Linked DNA regions of Homo sapiens: region 2 is linked to region 1. The links are chromatin contacts, found by Hi-C or POLR2A ChIA-PET in ENCODE. All regions are on one chromosome and are shown on one strand. Each heading gives the region's core, a stretch centred on a gene start or an enhancer-like site at or near the end of the contact. The rest is flanking DNA. Distances are from core to core; before and after follow the strand shown. Region 1 holds the start of ANKDD1A (ankyrin repeat and death domain containing 1A). Region 2 overlaps RBPMS2 (RNA binding protein, mRNA processing factor 2).

The links. A loop is a pair of places that touch in the nucleus more often than their neighbours do. ChIA-PET counts read pairs that join two places held with the same protein, here RNA polymerase II (POLR2A). Pooled maps may share reads with other maps.
Region 2: a loop to region 1 is called in a map of heart left ventricle, with 6 times the contacts of the local background. The contact joins the enhancer-like site here to the promoter of ANKDD1A in region 1. A Hi-C loop is called at or near these places in 113 of 168 maps with a recorded cell type or tissue (A673, B cell, CD14-positive monocyte and 64 more), 37 of 37 single-sample maps with no recorded cell type and 48 of 50 pooled maps. POLR2A ChIA-PET finds 5 or more read pairs at or near these places in 14 of 52 experiments (CD4-positive, alpha-beta memory T cell, CD8-positive, alpha-beta T cell, GM12878 and 10 more).

The regions. Positions count from the first base shown.
Region 1 is chr15:64,910,329-64,914,094 of GRCh38, reverse strand. ANKDD1A (ankyrin repeat and death domain containing 1A) reads right to left here and starts at 2,193. Exons shown (of 15, transcript NM_182703.6): 1 at 2,131-2,193. The coding sequence starts at 2,164. RefSeq lists an enhancer at 1,438-1,981 and silencers at 2,168-2,347, 2,548-2,597, 2,671-2,965.
Region 2 is chr15:64,738,486-64,742,251 of GRCh38, reverse strand. It overlaps RBPMS2 (RNA binding protein, mRNA processing factor 2), which reads left to right. Exons shown (of 8, transcript NM_194272.3): 7 at 1,010-1,079; 8 at 1,252-2,361. The coding sequence ends at 1,072. Among named protein-coding and RNA genes, the nearest start is that of MIR1272, 22 kb to the left of the region's middle. Within about 2 kb of position 1,916, at least 11 of the 41 ENCODE cell types and tissues checked have a DNase peak (open chromatin) inside an H3K27ac peak, as active enhancers do; they include heart left ventricle, left lung, left ventricle myocardium inferior and 7 more, where a contact is called at or near this core.

The sequences.
Region 1 (3,766 bases), core at 944-3,443:
AATTGCTTCAACCTGGGAGCTGGAGGTTGCAGTGAGCCGAGATCATGCCAGTGCACTCCAGCCTAGTGACAGAGCGAGACTCCATCTCAAAAAAAAAAAAAGAAAACAGAAACAAAAAAATCTCTGCTTGTATGAGTGACACCAACAATCCCCAGACGAATAGATGCCTGTCCCCTCTCCCAAAGTGCTCACACATACTAGCACAGAGACAAATATTTGCTGGCCCTTTCCATAGTCACTGCAGGGCAAGTGACCCCATAGCCTGCATGTTTGGTCCAGTATGAATGTCTGAACCCAGCCCCTTTGTGTATCCAGGGACAGGTGACGAGTGTCTTGGTAGGGAAGGCTAAGATGCACTGAGGTGAGAGACAGGCCTGCCATGCAGTTTGTTTTTCTAGATAAATTCCACACAGTCTTCTCCAGATGAGAAAGAGGATCTTGAGCTTTCTGGGGCCTCATGGATACAACCTGTGGATCTCAGAGTTGCTACCCTGGGGGGCAATCACACAGTCCTGGGTTCAACTCTGGCTTAACCACTTCCTAGCTGTGTTAGGCAGTTTCCTCATCTGCAAAACAGGAGTGCGAGCTTCCCTACAAGGTTAATATCATGATTAGAAATGAGATATGAAAACCCCCTGGCACAGTGTCTGGCACATAATGACCACACCGCCACCACCACCACCATCATCATCACTATTATTCCTCCAAGGCAAAGGGTCAAATTCTGGTAGCCAAAGAGAGCTGCCACTTCAGATGTGAGCTTACAGAGGCCTGGGTTCTAGTACCTTCCCTGCCACTTTCCAGCAGCAGGATCCTGGGCTAGTCACATCCCCCTTGTAGGTCTGTTTCTTCCATTGTAAAACTGGGGGAGGGTGAAGAAAGAGATCTGTATAGGTCCCTTCCTGTCTGGCACCCTCTATCTTATGTGCAGCTTAGGGGGATTGGCCTGGTTTGTATTGGCAAACAGCCAGGAGTTCCAATGGGAAGCCAGCAGACACTGCATAGGGTCAGGCCAGAGAAGGTTAAGTTAGAATGAAATCAAGTCCAGTCTCATCTCTTCCATCCACCTCCCATCCGGCACCCTCTTTCTGGCCACATCCAATACCCACTGAGCTACCTGAGCCTTTGCCCATGCTGGGTCTTTGTCCAGAATTCTCTGCCACACACCCCAATGCTCCATTGGTACACATTCTTCGCAGGCCCACTCAAGTGATCCTCCGCCCCAGGCAGAACCATGTACCTAATCTTGATTGAGCATTCCCACCCCCAACACATCCCTCAGCTGAGTAGATGCAGTGTGCCAGCATTTTGGACACTATAGGTCTCAAAGGAATCCAGTGAGCTGCACTATGCGCTTTTGAGGGAAAGCCCCGGGATTCAGCTGTCAGGATTCAGCCAGGGCTGCAGGATCAAGGACTCACAGTGCAGACACCGACACAATCTTTCTCTCCCCTCTCCCAGACGGTGCAGCCAAAGCTGCCCCAGGCCAGCTGATGCCCACACAGACGCTGCTGCCCGGCCTAGAGGCCCTGGCACTGGGCGCACTCCTTGAGGGAGGTTCGGAGGTGCCCTCATTCCACCTGTGGCCAGTCAGGCTCCTCTCCTCTGAGTGCGTGCCCCATCTGATGCGGTCTCCACTCGCTATCCAGCCCCAGCATTCCGGGTGAGCTGGGCCCTTCAGCACTTCTACCACTCAATGGCTGTGTGACCTTGAACAACTCATTTGAACACCCTGTGCCTCAGTTTCTCATCTGCGAAATGAAGATAACATAATGTCCTACCCATATGGCCGCAGCGAAGATCAAATGACGTGCCTCTCCTGGGTCAAGGCCTGGCACACAAAGTACAGCACGCAGTCAAGGATCGCTATTACCTTTATTATTTGTAGCTAACCTCTCAGCCGCTGCTCCCCGCTCACCTGGCGGGTGTGGTCCCCGAGTCCCAGACGCACTGGCAAGGTCCCCTCGGCCCAGTGCGCGGACCGGTAACCATTCCGCTCGGAGCCACACAGACGCCCCACACGGAGGTGGCCGTTCGGAGGGCGCCAACCTCACCCCTGGCACTCCCCAAACGGATGCGGGGGTCCTCTCGGCCTCGGCCCGCCCCCCTCCCTCCTCCAGGCAGACTCACGGCCGTCGGTCTCCCACGCCAGCTCCTCCTGCATCCTGCCGCTCCGCAGCCCCTGCGCGCGCTGGTGCCCGGGCGCGAGGCGCGCGTCCGCCGGGGCGGGGCCCGGGGAGCCGAGAGGACGGGGCGGTCGCTCCTCCAGACTCCACGCCCCGCCTGCTAGGAGCGCAGCTGCCCCGGCCACCCCAGTCCCGGACCAGGACGCAGGTCCCTCCTCCTGCTCTCTTAACCTGCCCACCCCTCCGCGCCCGAGGCCGGCGGGTCGGGGCCACGCCGAGTTCCGCAGGTGTCCCTGACCCAGTCTCCTCCCCGGGAGTTCGCCCAGCCTCCCCGGCCCTGGAGATAGATGCGCACAAGGCATCTGGCAGGCTCATCCTCCTCGCGCCTCTCGGGACTCGGGGAGGAGGGCTGAGCCTTGGGCCCGCCGCCTCAGGCGCAGAAAGTCAAACCCCAAAGATGTGAGCTGGCGTTTAAGGGACCACAACCTCAGCAGGTCTGCAAGCATATGAAGAGATGGTCGGATTTATCAGTGTTCAGAAAGATTTATCAGGCCCATAAAGGGACATGTAGGAGGATGTTGGTTGCTGTGTTGCTGTGGTTGCTGGGAGTTGGAGACAATCTAAGCGCCCTTTCTTGTAAGAGCAGATGGATAAACTGTGCAGCACTCAAAGCAAGGGACCCGCTGTATTCGTGGCAATATGGATTTAAACACCTAGTGCTAGGCAGAAAAAGTAAATAACCAAACCAAATAAGACCTAGGAAACAATATCAATAAAAATATTACAAATGCATTTACATCAAACAACACAGACTTGCAAAGACACATAGAAACAAAAAGATACACATTAAATACACCAGAATGGGTTGCACTTCAGACCCTTGGGGGATGTCCATGTCCTTTTTGCCTTAAAGGCATTTACAGCTTCTTTGAATTTAGGGATAATGGGGTCTCAGGCATCTCTATCCCAAGGCAAGAAGCCAGCAAAGCCATGATAGGTGTAGTTACTACTACTTTGGGGATCAAAGGAGGAAGAGCATCTTTCAGTCATTAGTCCTTAGAATATAGTTCAAGAAGGCTTCCTGAAGAAGGAGGTATTTGGAATGGCCTTTGAAAAATAACATAATGATAACAGCTAACAATTAATGAGCCCTGAGCCAACCCCTCAAAATGGTCTCAAAATAACAATTCCAACATAATAATCAAAGATATGATTTTTTTTTTTCTGAGACAGAGTCTCACTCTTTCGCCCAGGCTGGAGTACAGTGGTATGATCTCGGCTCACTGCAACCTCTGCCTCCTGGGTTCAAGCAGTTCTCCTGCCTCAGCCTCCCATGTAGCTAGGATTACAGGCACTCGCCCCCACACCTGGATAATTTTGTATTTTTAGTAGAGATGGGGTTTCACTATGTTGGTCAGGCTGGTGTTGAACTCCTGACCTCAGGTGATCCACCTACCTTGGCCTCCCAAAGTGTTGGGATTACAGGTGTGAGCCACTGCGCCGCACCCCCCCCTTTTTGTTTTTGTTTTTTTTTTAAGACAGAGTCTCACTGTGTTGCCCAAGCTGGAGTGCAGTAGCGTAATCTCAGCTCACTGCAACCTCTGCCTCCCAGGTTCAAGCGATTCTCATGCCTAAACCTC
Region 2 (3,766 bases), core at 667-3,166, 170 kb after region 1:
AATCAGGACTGATGTTGGAGAGTCCTACCCCTTGGGGTCTACACGGACTTTGGGTTTTGTTTTGTTTTTTGTTTTTGTTTTTGTTGGAGACGGAGTTTTGTTCTTGTTGCCCAGGCGGGAGTGCAATGGCGCGATCTCAACTCACTGCAACCTCCGCCTCCCGGGTTCGAGCGATTCTCCTTGCCTCAGCCTCCCGAGTAGCTGGGATTACAGGCATGCACCACTACGCCCGGCTAATTTGTATTTTTAGTAGAGATGGGGTTTCTCCATATTGGTCAGGCTGGTCTCGAACTCTGAACCTCAGGTGGTCCGCCCACCTCGGCCTCCGAAAGTGCTGGGATTACAGGCGTGAGCCGCTGCGCCCGGCCTTGTTTGGTTTTAATAGAGACATTATCTCCCTATGTTGCCCAGGCTGGTCTTGAACTCCTGAGCCCATGTGATCCTCCCACCTCAGCTTCCCAAAGTGTTGGGATTACAGGTGTGTGCCACTGCACCCGGCCTTACTGTATCTTTACATCCTGTCTTACCTGATCCTCACAACCACATATGACTTCGTCATTTCTGTCCTATAGCTAGATGAGAACACTGAGACCCAAAGAAGTCAAACAAAAATGTATGAGGCTCATTCTTTTCCTCCTCCTCCACAGAATTAGGAATTCCGTGCTGTGTCAGTAAAGGGGAAGGGCGGGTTGCTGGCACCACTGCCCCCAGCTGCCAGGGCTCCCACCAGTATAGTGGCCCATTTGGATTGGGCTGATTGGGGTATGAGACGCCTGCGTGACTTTCCTTCGCTGGAACCTGTGTCCTGCAGAGGAGGCACATCAGGCAGTGCACTCCCACTTGCCGGATAGAGAAACTGATGCTTAAAGGTGAGTAACTGGCCCAAAATGTGCCAGCCAATCAGTGACAGAACCAGGACTCCAGCGGGGACACCGATGGCCATGGTTACCTGGCTTCCTGTTGAGGGAAGGGATGCACAGCTGGCTCCTGACGTTGGCTTCTCTTGCAGGTGCGCTGGTACCCTTCCTCTGACACCACCCAGCAAGGATGGAAGTACCGTCAGTTCTGTTAGTTTTTCAGTAAGTGTTGGCCCCAGAGGCCCAGGACAAGTGTCCTAGACTCCGGCTCCCTGAAGGGCCGTAGTTCCTCCCTCTGCCCCGGGTCTCAAGAGCTTAGCCGAGCCCAGAGCAGGCCTGGCTTTAGCTCTAGTCCCACGCCTCTGCTCACGGCCGCCTCTCTCCCTCCCTCCAGGTCTGGTCACCGGGGAGGTGGTTCTGGTAATCTGTGGTGGTGCCGGGACAGGCGCCCCGAGTTCCCACTGCCCCCGGGCGGCCTGCACAGAGCTGCTGCCCTCCAGAGACTGTGAATCCCAAGCCTGACTCAGTGGACTGCTTCCTGTTCCCCTCCCTCCTCTTCCTCACCTTGTTCTGCACCCTCAAGCCTTTCTCCAATGCCTCCCAGGAGGATTTGGGGACTTTCTCCCTGGGGCGCCCAGATCCAGCTCGGAGGCCTCACTGGGACCTGGCAAGGCCTGACCTCCCGCCCAAACTTGCTTCTGTAGCTCCCCCTCGAGGAAGTGAGGTGTTTAATTTTGCATGTTTTCTGGCATGAATTAAGACACTTATACTTGTATATATGAGTGTACAGTTTGTTCTCACACTGTCACCATAGCGACAGGTCCTGGCTCCCAGTGGTTCATCCTGCCTGCCCCTCTCTCCTCGCCCCGCCCCTGCACCCACCCCGCTTCAGGGAGGCCCAAGTTCCGTGGCCCCACACGCTTCCAGGCTCAGCTCCCACCTCCACCCAACAGATAGATGGGGTTTGCTTTTTCATTTCACATGGGGCTCCTCCGCTCCTGCCTTCTCGGATGGGCCAACAGTCGTAAGAAAGCCCTCTCTGCCCGTTCTGTTCACCTCTCCACAGCGCACCCCGCCCGCCGCTGCTCCTCATTCTTTCCAAACCTCGAAACCAACCAAAACGTGAGAAGTATTTTTGTACCCTGTGTAACAAAATATTTATGCATCATAAAGGATTTTTCATGTGCGTACCATTAATTATTAAAGCGACCTCGTTCGCCCTGTCAGATAAGTTTAATGTTTAGTTTGAGGCATGAAGAAGAAAAGGGTTTCCATTCTTCAGCAGTACGCCTTTGTGTCTGGCATTTGTTTAAGAAAATGAAATGAAGGAAACACTGTGCAATGTTTTTTGTTTTGAGCATATCAGTGCTTTACTGTCAGCCGCAGCTGTGACCGTCTGGCCATTTCAGACTTGGGAGATGAGGCGGCTGTTGTCATTGCTGATCCTGTGAGAATGTGAAACTGGATAATATATGAAATGCAAAATAAAACAAAACCAAAATGACTGCTCTCGGCCTTTGCTTCCCCCTTCCGTGGACGCAGACTGCCATTGGGAAGGCAGAGCCAGAGAGATGTGGAGTCGGGGGAAGGAAGTGAAGTGGGCCTGGCCCGCTGGCAGCTGGCTTGTGACTGTAAAGGTGGTGGGGGAGGACCTTGGAGCTCACTTAGCCTCTCCTGCCTCCCTGGTTTGTAAGCTGGGGAAACAAAGTCCAGGGTAAGTGACTTGCCTAAGGGCCTGGCAGTTGTGGCTTTACTTCCTCAGTTTCCAGGCTGTCAGGGTAGGGAGAGACTCCCTACACCAAGAGCAGGCCCCCAGGTGGGACCTTCCTGGGGGAAGGCGGTGATATACTCGGCTTAACCATTTACGGCCTGTGGTCTTTTTGAGTCTCGCTCTGGTAAAAGAGGACTGAGGTTTGGGCTGTTGGGCTCTGCCAGGTGGTGTCTGTCCTTGGCGTGCCTCTTGTGAGGCTGTGCTGGAGGGAAGGCTAGGACCTGGAATCTTGCCCAGAAGGGGTTAACCTCATCCACCCTGTAGTCTATGGGCTGCAACTCTGATTCCTGGAGCGGGAGCAAATGGGTGTGAGGCTCAGGGAAGCTGTGCAGTGCCAAGAGCCCAGGCTGGCCTGGGCCAGGTGTCAGGATGCCCGTCATGACCCTCAGTCTTACCTTTTGTGACTTGGGGTCTCGGGTTCCTTGTCTGTGAAGAGGTTGCTTGAAATCCTTTCAGACTCTTACTGGAGGGCTGGTGTGCTGAACTCAGGGTTTAACTGTTTGTTTTTTCATCCACTCCTGGGAGAGCTGCTCTGCACCGCACCGCACCTCAGACCCAAAGCCGTGCCTGGAAAGGGAGGACAGCAGAGGCCCCGGAACCCCCCTCCCAATAGGTGTTGCTCCAGCCTTGCTCTAAGCAAAACTAAAGTGGCTGTGGCTGGCTCTGGTCACTTCCTCACTTGCACCTCAGGTCACCGCTCCCCGCCTTACCCCGTCTCCTGAATCCCAGTCCTGCACAGGTCGGCTTGGGTCTAAGATGTCAGTGCTGGTGAATGCGTCAGCTGGCGACCCAGGTGCTCTGAGGGAGGAGGAGGAGGAGCCTGGCCAGGACCAGGCCCTGCAGGTAACCCTGGGTGTCTGTGGGCGAGTTACCTGGACCTCAGAGGGTGGCTGTGTTCGTGCCCAGAGGAGTCCGGGGTTACTCGTCTCCCGCGCTGTGCCCCTTGCCTCGCTGCAGTATCGGACCAGCTGGCAAGGCCGCCCAGCCTTCAGCCCCTGCCTGTGCTGGTGGGAAAGCTGCTCTGTGTCCTATGGCCCCCACCCAGGGCCAAGCCGAGGGCTGACCTACTTCATCTGTGTCAAGAACCAGTGGGTCTTCCTGAGGTCGTGAATTATTTAGCGAAGGTGCCTGGGCCTTT